Linked DNA regions of Homo sapiens: region 1 is linked to region 2. Evidence: chromatin contacts called from ENCODE Hi-C or POLR2A ChIA-PET data. All regions are on one chromosome and are shown on one strand. Each heading gives the region's core, a stretch centred on a gene start or an enhancer-like site at or near the end of the contact. The rest is flanking DNA. Distances are from core to core; before and after follow the strand shown. Region 1 has its middle 170 kb from the start of ICOS. Region 2 holds the start of CTLA4 (cytotoxic T-lymphocyte associated protein 4).

What was found. Hi-C counts contacts between places; a loop is a spot of excess contacts on that map. ChIA-PET counts read pairs that join two places held with the same protein, here RNA polymerase II (POLR2A). Pooled maps may share reads with other maps.
Region 1: a map of naive thymus-derived CD4-positive, alpha-beta T cell shows a loop between it and region 2 (4-fold over the local background). The contact joins the enhancer-like site here to the promoter of CTLA4 in region 2. A Hi-C loop is called at or near these places in 1 of 168 maps with a recorded cell type or tissue (naive thymus-derived CD4-positive, alpha-beta T cell), 2 of 37 single-sample maps with no recorded cell type and 10 of 50 pooled maps. POLR2A ChIA-PET finds 5 or more read pairs at or near these places in 1 of 52 experiments (activated T-cell).

Annotation. Positions count from the first base shown.
Region 1 is chr2:204,107,848-204,113,364 of GRCh38, forward strand. No RefSeq gene overlaps it. Among named protein-coding and RNA genes, the nearest start is that of ICOS, 170 kb to the left of the region's middle. Within about 2 kb of position 2,609, at least 13 of the 41 ENCODE cell types and tissues checked have a DNase peak (open chromatin) inside an H3K27ac peak, as active enhancers do.
Region 2 is chr2:203,863,561-203,869,065 of GRCh38, forward strand. It overlaps CTLA4 (cytotoxic T-lymphocyte associated protein 4), which reads left to right and starts at 4,211. Exons shown (of 4, transcript NM_005214.5): 1 at 4,211-4,491. The coding sequence starts at 4,383.

The DNA of each region.
Region 1 (5,517 bases), core at 1,359-3,858, 240 kb after region 2:
AGATTTCTGATCACCACCAATCAGAAAATATTTATAAATTATATGCTGAAAGATCTGCAGAATCTTGCAAGCTTTAAAGACTATAGAATGAAATACTCAAATGCTGTATTCTTTTCTCATGTCTGATGAAGATACCTGTGCCATGTATTTTTTAAAATCAAAGTTAAGCCTGCGCAGTTGGGTTCAGTTTAGCTACATGAATTGTTCTAACCCTCATGTTGAAGTCAAATGGTTTCTTCAATGCATTTTTTTTCTGATAAAGAATAAAATAGTGTATATTTTGTAATACCTAGAAAAGAAGTTTTAAAATGTTCTCAACACAAAGAAATGATAAAAATTTAAGGTTTAGATATCCTAAATGCCCTGATTTGATCATTACACATTGTATACATGTATGAAAGTATCACATGTACACCAAAAATATGTACAATTATTATTTATCAATTAAAAATATTTTTTAAGAAGGCAATGAGGTCTTCTTATTTTTCCTTGTAGCCTCAGTATTGACTATGACCACTGAGAAAGCCAAAATCCCCACTCATTCACGGAATGTGGGGGTGGGACCAACCCCCCGAGAATTTCCCTAATCTTCCTCCAGGTGTCAGCACAGGCCCACTCATCTTCCCTCCCACCCCACCCCCTCCTGTCCATTCATAAAGTGGAGGGTGATTTGTGGTCTGCCTCACTGTGATTGTAGAGGAAAACAGCCATCTTTGCTTGTCTCTGCACTAGATTTGTTTTTCTAATTTCTTTTTACTTGAAGGTTTACCAGCTGCTTTATTACCAGAGCGAGGCTTCCTTGCAGTCTCTTTTCTTTTTCCTCTCCCCCTCTGTTCCCCTCCTTTTTGTTCCTAGAGACAATCAGTGTCTCTGGTCCCAGCTGCCACTGCTGATTTTTCATTACAGTTTAATTTAAAACTGGGATTGGAATGGAAATGTCTTTTTGCCATTTGGGGTTTGTGAGGCCTGTGGTTTTATTGCCAAAGGCACAAATGTTAGTTACTACTGTTTTTCCAGAGTTTGCTGGGGAGGGTGAAGGGGTATAGGAGAGTAGGAGGGAAGAAAGACAGACTGACCTAGTGGAAGTGGGAGGGAAACTGGAGGGGGAAATCCCTCTTTCGGAAGGCAACTTTATTCTGCGAATTGTTTTGTTTGATGTTTTGAAGAATACGAGTTGGGTCACGAGGAGGGAGAAATGGCGTAGGATCTCCCCAAATGTGTATTTATGTAGGCTAAATATTTGTCAGCCCTGGAAATGAGATGGCTGAGGGAGGGACGATCACACAGACACAATTTGGAACTAGCACCAATGTAGAGAAAATGGTTTTCTTTTTAAGTAATAGTAACGTCTGTGGCTGATTCACTTGACCACAGCCGTAAATGGGAATACCCAAGGAAGGACTAAACGGTATCTAACCTCAGAGGAAACAAGCTCTACATGTTTCTATGCTCTCACCTAAAAGGAGACATCAGGCATCTATCTGCACTAGCTTCTGTGTTCTCTCTCCTTTTATATTTCTTGGACTCAAGTCCTAGGATTTATTTACAAGCCTCCCTCCAGTCGTATCCCAGTCCAGCTACACAATTAATGTTTCCTATAATCTCTTAGAAGGTTCTTAGTGAATGATTGTTTTGATCAGATTAAAACTAAACAGTCTGCTAAAATTGATGATGTTTTTACCTATCTAAGTGTAAAATTAAGAAGGAAGGACATTCTTATTTGAAAGTAATCATGCAGCAGGCGGTGGAGAGAAGCTGAGGCATTTGCACACCTTGATTTCAATATTTAGCACTGACATTGGAGGCAGTTGTTTCCTGGTTGGGGAGGAATCTACAGAAACCGGAATGTCTTATCTGTCTTGCTAAAAACAATTACTGTCTCTCCTCCCAGCAAGAATCCCGCTCCTCCTGGATACACCAGTTTTGGATGTCAAACCGAATGCTCCATTATCTCTACAGATCGCGCTGACTCTTCACACTGTGGAACATTTCAACCTCCTCTCCAACTGGCCTCAGGCGGCTGTCGGACTGGTGAACTTGTCTGGGGTAAACACATCTCCCTGTCACAGAGCAGCCCAAAGACTCAGCGTGCTTTGCGGGTGCTTAAGGCCTTGTGCTGCCAGTCTGCACATTTTGTGTGCTCTTGGTTAATCGGGACATTTTATCCAAAAGCACATTTCGGCCAGGCTTCCTCTCCTGCAGACTCACCCCCATCCACTCCTTCCCCACCTGTCTAGGGTGTTCTGTTTCCCTGCTGCAGGGCGGAGGGCAGCGGTCCAGGAGCCCCACAATCATCCCCAGTTTCCAAAACTGTTGTGGTTGCCTTTGCAGTTCACACGGACATTCTAGTGGTTGGAATTTGCTCACAGAAGACATTCTACTAATAACAGGGGAGATAGTTCTCATTTGTCTAGTTCAGAGTTCATAGCACACAAAGGGGGAAAGAAAATAATAATAATGGAAACCGTTTTAACCCCACCAGCTGCCCCGCCTCCATCACAACAACAGAAACAAGAACAACAACGACAACTCCCTCACCCTGTGCCCTGTGTGGTTAACTCCAACACAACCACAGCCCCCGTGCCGGAAGCTGTGTGTGGCTGAACGTCCCGATGTGATACTGAAATATGTGTAGAGGAAATGCCTCTTCTGACCCCTCAGTGAAGCTTGAAACTTGAAGGAGCTGATTGACATTTGAAGAAAGCAGCTATTTTTGTGTGTGTGCAATTTTCCCGGATGAAGAAAATTGTCCAGCTCTCCCTCTCCGTTGCTCAGCCCTCCCCCAGAGGCTACATCTCATACCAAGCAGTGGGCTCTAAGGGCAGGTCTGCTTGTGCTGTGAGGACACAGGTGACGTCTTTAAGGACCTTCTTTCCTGCTCCAGTATACCACATGTTGTGGTCAGCTCCCTGTAAGGCAGATATTGCAGCCACCTTTTCTTTCCAGGTTTACCAAAATAAATGCAGGGGGAACTATGGATGGAGCATTTTTTGCCCTGTTTGACAGGAAAGTGGCTGTTTGATCTTCCTTTGTGCTATAGGAATCTTCAGAAATCTCTTGGAAAATCTCATAAACCTATGTTAGTGGCCACATATGGGATCCATTAACTCCTCATTTCTGCTTGTTCTTAGCAAATTTTTGTCTGGTGACAACATAAAAACTTTGGATTGTTTTTGTTTTGCTTCACACCAGAGAGAACTCTGTTGACTGGCTTTAGTTTTGAGAAAATATTCAGCAAAAAGCAGACCGGGTTTGGAGTGAAATAACTAATTCTAAGTAAAGCTTGGTGGAACATTTGGTTCATGAGGAAGTAGGGGGACATTTTTCTTCTTTGGGTTTCAGGGGGATTCCAGAGTTGCCAGTGTTCTGGGAAGACGTCTCCTTTTCTGATGAAATTGAATAAGAAATCCGGGCTTTCTTCCTATCTCCAACTATGTGTATGGTGTGATTTTGGAATAGTGGAGTGGTCTCTCTTAGTTTCTCAATGTTTGTTTTCTAAATAGAGGACAAAGCAGCAACATACTCTTTTGCAAGACACGCCAATATCCTTAGATAAAAAGGTGTTAAATAATGACATCATACCAGTATTTGGAACTAAAATTACTCGTGTATGACAAAAACCAGATTGGAGGATGTTAACTCAAAGTAGACAGAGAGAAATTTAGAAGAAAATTGGCTTTTATTTTTCTGTTTTAAGTAATTAATAAATGAAACACAACAATCTGCGCTTTCACCCACAGGCAGCATCAGGGGACATCAAACATTGCCTTTGAAGTGGGCCCCCAGTAGGGAGGACCCCACTGTTCAGGCTACTTTATAGTGGTAATATACTGTCTGGAAAAAACAGATGCCAAGAAATTGTGCAGATTGTATCTCTGAGCATCTGAAACCCTAAAACTTCAGGGGGCCAAGGAAGGTCCCAGCCCTTTGATTTTTTTTCTCTTAAAAAAAAAAATTGGCCTAAAGTATTAAATTGAAACAGGCACTTCATTTCTTTCCTTCATTTCTCCCTTCACCTCAGGAGACCTACGTTAAATTCCACTTAGATCACAGCTAGATGTGGGTTTGATGGTCTCAAGCCACCTTTTAACTGTACGTTCATCCCATAAATAGAAGACGAATAAAGATGTCAAACTTCATCCATATGATATTCTGACACACGTGGCTCTCTCTGTTAAAGAGGAGCTCAGATGAAGATGGGCTACAATGGATTCTACAGAGCAGAGAACTGCAACAAACCACAGTGAATTTGCACACATAAACAAGAGCAGTGTGGATTACAAGACGGTAGTTGGCAGAGATTCACTTGTCAATGTCGTTCTGAATGGATGTTTGCAGAAGGACAGCAATTGGGCTGGTGAATTCAGTGTGGGCCACTTTCCTAAAGCCATCGTCATCAAACTTTGTGTTTAAATGTCTGTTTTCCAGGGCAAGCCAAGTAAGGCCTATGCTTAAAACAAGGTGTTTTGAAATCAGATTTAGCTCTTCATGTTCTGAGTAAAGATACAGGGATACTAATTTGGGGATTATGCTATTAAGATTTACACATTTATCTGTGTCCTAACTAGGCAAAGAACCAAATCTAACAACTGGAAAGCAAGAAATATACTGCCAAATATTGGTAATTTCTTCCCTGGAATACTCATGGCTATTTTTAGTTTGTTAATGTAAAAAGCAGTGAGATGAAAAGTGAAGTGATCTGTTTCCAGAAGAAAAACCGGTCAAATCTTCATTAATAATTCCTGTAGAACGCTCCATGGGCCTTTATCTGACAGCGTGACAAGCTGAACTAAACAACAGAGACTGTAGGAATGTAAAAGACATAATCTTAACACCAAACCTTCTGAAGATTTGGCTGTCATTTTACATTAAAGGCAAAGGGTAAAAACCTCCATTGAACAGACAGAGTTTGCAGCATGATTATAGTGCTAAAATTTAGTGGGGAAGAAAAAGCTGACATCAGAGTTAGTAAATGGTGGTGTTGCAGGGTATCGAACAACTAAGCTTTCTTTGCATGACTAGCTGGAGGTTTTTGAGTGTGACGGATATGACGCAGGTATGATGAGATGTAATTTAATGATTTTTAGGCCTGGTGACAAATCTTCATTATCAATAAAGACCGTGTAACAAGTGTTGAGCTATAACCATTGCATAAAAACTAACTCAAGAGTCTAGACTCTGCTTATATTTCCATATAGTGATTTATACTTCCCAATGTCTTTACATATTATAGTGTCTATTGAATCATGACAATGCTATGGGGCAGTCAGGGTAAACATTATTATGCTCTTCTACAAATGAGGAGCTCAGTCAGAAATACAAAAGGACTTGTCCAGGGTTAATTACCTGGTAAATATCTGGGTTGAGATTAGATCCAGTTTTTCTGCCTTTGTACCTGTGCTTTTGCTCTCTCTGTCTCTCTCTCTCTCTCTCCATATATATATATATACACACACACACACACACACACACACACACACATATATATATAAAAATACAATATATTTTAATTTTATC
Region 2 (5,505 bases), core at 2,961-5,460:
TATAATTTTTACTTCGAATTTTTTTGAAAAACCTCAAATTTACAAAGAATTTGTAAGAATAGTACCATGAATACACACATATTCTTCACCTAGATTCACCAATTGTTAAAATTCCATCACTGCTGTTTAATTCTTTTTATCTTTCTCTGCTAACACAGACACATATTTTTGCTGAACCTTCTGAGAGTACTTGCTGACATTCTGACACTTAAACCTCGAATACCTAAGTATTATCTATAAACAAGGATGGTTCTCTACATAACCCCAGTACGATGATCACATTCAGGAAATTAAACATTAAGGCAATGCTATTATGAAATATAGGCTATACTCAAATTTCCCCCAGTTTCTCAGTAATCTGCTTTGTATTATTTTTTTCAATCAATAATAACACATTAAATTCTGTCATCATGTCTCTATTTTCTCCTTTAATCTAGAATGGTTTTCCAGGCTTTTCCCTTTTTAATCTTTTGTGATGTTAACATTTTTGAAGAATCTAGGCCAGTTATTTTGCAGAATATGGATTTGTCTGATTATTTCTTCATGCTTAGATTCAGTTAAAACAATTTTGGCAATAACTACACAAAGTTGTTGTGTCCTTCTCAGTGTATTGTATCTGGAGGTACCCTATGTCAGAACACTCCATCACAGTAATCTTCAGTTGGGATCACTTGGTTAAAGCAGTATCTGCTAGATTTATCAATTATCTTTTCCCTATTGTAATTATCAAGTAATCTGTGGGGTGGTATATGTGAATATATCTTTTCTCACCAAGATTCTTTTACCCAGCATTTTTTTTACAACCATTTGAATTTTCTTGCTATGACAGAATTAGTTTCATAAGAGCATAATTAAGGAATCTGGTAAGACGTCTTTGAAAGTTCTAATTACAACCCTCATCTCTTCTTATGTTAAACTGTCTTCATTCATTTACCTACCTATTTAACAAATGTTTAAAGAATGCTCGTTTTGTGGCTTGGCCTGTGACATTTTCATCAGTGGCTTCATAGTTGCCTAAACTAATGTCTCTTCCTGTGCTCCAGAATCCTATTGGCAACTATTTTCCATGGATGCCATAAACTCAACATACTCAGATGAAAGCTGTCATTTCACTTTCTCACCTGCTCTTCCTGTTATTTATTCCAGTAAATTGCACCTCTGTCTTCTCATTGACCCTATAATAAGAAAGGCCTATTTATTGAGTGGCTATCTGTTACAATAGGCCTTTTATACATGTTACATGCATTATCTCATTTAATCTTTTCAATAATCTTGAGAATTAGATGCCATTATCTGGAGGACATTGGGCTTTGAGCCCCAGGTCAACAGTAAGCAAGTCCCCATGCTAGGATACAAATCCAGTTATCTTGGGCTTCAAAATCTTTGCTTTAGCATAGTGATAAAGGTATCACTGGCTTCAAATCCTGGCTCTGCCACTTCCTACGGGTGATTGGGTAAGTCACCTTAACTTTCAATGCCTTGATTTCCTTCTTTATAAAATGGGAAAAATGGTAACTCTTGTCTTGTAGGGTTGTTATGGACTTGAAAGAAACAAAACTTGCTGGGCGCGGTGGCTCACGCCTGTAATCCCAGCGCTTTGGGAGGCCGAGGCGGGTAGATCACCTGAGGTCAGGAATTTGAGACTAGCCTGGTCAACATGGCGAAACCCCATCTCTACTAAAATAATACAAAAAATTAGCTGGGCGTGGTGGTGGGTGCCTGCAATCCCAGCTACTTGGGAGGCTGAGGCAGGAGAATCACTTGAACCCAGGAGGCAGAGGTTGCAGTGAGCCGAGATCGCGCCACTGCACTCCAACCTGGGAAACAAGAGTGAAACTCTGTCTCAAAAAAATAAAAAAGAAAAGAAAGAAAACTTGACATTTGAATAATTTCTGCAGCACCACAGTACTTCTCAAACCATAATTCTGGTGTCATTCATTCTAAACTTCTCCTTCCACTCACTGATTGTGGACTAGTCCCATAGGGACCTCGTCTTCACAGCTGTCATTACCTTAGTTTAGACCAGGGGTTGGCAAACCATGGCCCACAGGCCAAATCCAGACTTCACCTATTTTCGTAAATGAAGTTTTATTGGAATGCACACACACCCATTTGTTTACATATAATATATGGCTTCTTTCATTCTAAAATGACAGAGTTGAGTAGTGGCAACAGAGACCCCACCGTTTGCAAATCATAACATATTTACTATTTTGCCCCCTTCAGAAAGCTTTCCAAATCCTGGTGCCTGGCGTATTCCAATAGTCTTCTTCCCAGTCTTCCTGGTTACATTTCTCCCTGAACCCATCCTCCCCATCCCTAAAATTTCCCCCAAATGTGAACTCAGTCATACCAGTTTGCTCCTTATGTTTCATTGGCCCTTGCTGCTAAGAGCATCCGCTTGCACCTTCTGCTCATCCCCAGACAAGCTTTGTCCTGTGACCATAATGAACTCTTCATGCCGTTTCCAACTTTAGCCCATGTTATTCTTCTTGTCTGAATATCCACCCTTTTCTCTGTTCTCAATAATAAGTTCAGGCTTTTCGTCTTCTGAGAAGCCCTTTCTGACTTCCACAGGCTGAACCACTGGCTTCTGCTCCTCTACATAATACTTCAATTCCAGCATTGATCTCACTCTATCATGATCATGGGTTTAGCTGTCTGTCCCTGCCACTGCTGTGTGTTCCTCTTGAGGGCAGGAACATTTGTTTTTCACTTTTTAAAAAACCTCTGTTGCCCAGTCTGGCATTAGGAAGTGCCCATTAGGTTGTTATTGCTTGTTGGCGCTTGAGCTGGGGCTTGAAGGTTTCTATAATGTGTAGCAGTGTATAGAAAACAGGCAGGTCAGAAAAGGCTTCTGTGCATCACACCAACATGGCACATGTATACATATGTAACAAATCTGCATGTTGTGCACATGTACCCTAAAACTTAAAGTATAATAATAATAAAATTTTAAAAAAAAAAAGAAGAGGCTTCCTGGAGGAGATGACAGCTGAGCTAAGTCCTGGAGGATGAGAAGGAGTATAAAATAAGATAATAGGAGAAAAAAGGCAGTAGGAACAGCATGGGTAAAGGTGATGAGGCCTGAAAGAGGCACGTGGAAGGAAAGACAAATGCAGGAAGGGGGAATGGGAGGGAATGCTGGGGTACAGGCCAAAGAGGGAGGCATTTGGTGAGTATTCTGCAGAGTCTCCTCTGCTGTGCTGAGGTGTGGACAATGGGAAACCATGGACGGACTGGAGTAGGCAAATGTCATATTCCCTGTTACAACTGTCTGTTTGCATGTCAGCCTTCTAGAAGCCCCTTAAGGTATCAACTATGTTTTTGTTTTGTCATCATTCAATCCTAAGTGCACAGAATTCCGGGCATATTACAGGTTCCCCATGAATGTTTCTTTCTTTATTAAAATGTATGAAAACTCTCCAGATTTAAGGAAGGTCCTCAATGTTTCAAATTCTTTTTGTTAGATCATTGGTCCTGTCTACAGCTGTCACAAATTTAAGGACTCTGGTTATATTTAATCTTCACTTTTGAATTTTCTGCTTGAAAAATTTGTATTAGAAAAAAAAGTCTATCCTTTTATGGACGGCTCTAATCTCTTGAATCATTTGGGTTGGCTTTTCTTTGGACCTTCTTCAACTCTGTTTTGTCTCTGTTGAGTTAAGGCTTTTAAGAACACCTGAATTCTTTCCTTCTGCAAAACCAGAGGCAGCTTCTTTTCCGCCTATTTTCAGTTTATTTCTTGTGATTTTAGTTTTTTTCTCTTAACCAAATGCTAAATGGATTTAGGAGAAATAAACTTATTTGTAAAGCTGTCAAGGGACCATTAGAAGGATGGTGCTTCACAGATAGAATACAGTTTTTATTAATGATGCCTAGACAAATCCTGCCATTAGCCCAAGGGCTCAGAAAGTTAGCAGCCTAGTAGTTTTGGAGTTGTCAATGAAATGAATTGGACTGGATGGTTAAGGATGCCCAGAAGATTGAATAAAATTGGGATTTAGGAGGACCCTTGTACTCCAGGAAATTCTCCAAGTCTCCACTTAGTTATCCAGATCCTCAAAGTGAACATGAAGCTTCAGTTTCAAATTGAATACATTTTCCATCCATGGATTGGCTTGTTTTGTTCAGTTGAGTGCTTGAGGTTGTCTTTTCGACGTAACAGCTAAACCCACGGCTTCCTTTCTCGTAAAACCAAAACAAAAAGGCTTTCTATTCAAGTGCCTTCTGTGTGTGCACATGTGTAATACATATCTGGGATCAAAGCTATCTATATAAAGTCCTTGATTCTGTGTGGGTTCAAACACATTTCAAAGCTTCAGGATCCTGAAAGGTTTTGCTCTACTTCCTGAAGACCTGAACACCGCTCCCATAAAGCCATGGCTTGCCTTGGATTTCAGCGGCACAAGGCTCAGCTGAACCTGGCTACCAGGACCTGGCCCTGCACTCTCCTGTTTTTTCTTCTCTTCATCCCTGTCTTCTGCAAAGGTGAGTGAGACTTTTGGAGCATGAAGATGGAGGAGGTGTTTCTCCTACCTGGGTTTCATTTGTTTCAGCAGTCAAAGGCAGTGATTTATAGCAAAGCCAGAAGTTAAAGGTAAAACTCCAATCTGGCTTGGCTGGCTCTGTATTCCAGGGCCAGCAGGGAGCAGTTGGGCGGCAGCAAATAAGGCAAAGAGATAGCTCAGAACAGAGCGCCAGGTATTTAGTAGGGGCTTCATGAATGCATGTGAGTTGGTTTAGTAGAGAGACACAGGCAATTTCAGACCCTTCTATGAGACTGGAAGTGATTTAAGAGGGAAAGGATAGCCATAGTCCTGAATACATTTGAGCTGGGTTTCAGGATGAGCTCACAAGTTCCTTTAAAAAAAATTGACTTAAGCAAATCCTGGGAAGAGTTTTTTTGCTATACAATTCAAGGTTTTAAGGTCCTCGGATTCATATACTTTATAAATGAATTAGCCAGCTTGTTTAAAATGTAGGGAAATTGTGGGAAGAATGCCTTCTTTACTTAATTCAAGGTTTTAAGGTTCTCTTAATCAATTCTACTAGCTAATTAGCCAATTATTTAAAAATAAAAGTTTGAAATTGCCAAAAAAAAAAGACAAGGAAAAGGAAAGAAAGAAAGCCACCAGTCTGTTTGGCATACAATACTTAATTGTTGCCTGACCTACGTGTGGGTTTCAGATGCAGATCCTCAGTTTTCAGCTCTTCAGAGACTGACACCAGGTTTGTTACACGGCTTAAAATGATGAGTATATCCATTGAATCTCAACCTTATCTCTCTCTAGACCTTCTTGGTTAAGAAACCATGTAGTTTGTATGAAGTAGGTACTCAAAAGATATTTGATGATTTAATTTTTACTGGAGAAGAAATATTCATATATGTTTTCTTATTTTTACATGTTTTAAATATGTAAAGATTAAATAAACACTCTTAGAAGTATTTAAATTTCCTAAAGTAAATTTATCTCAACCAGTAACAGGACCCTCCCAATACTG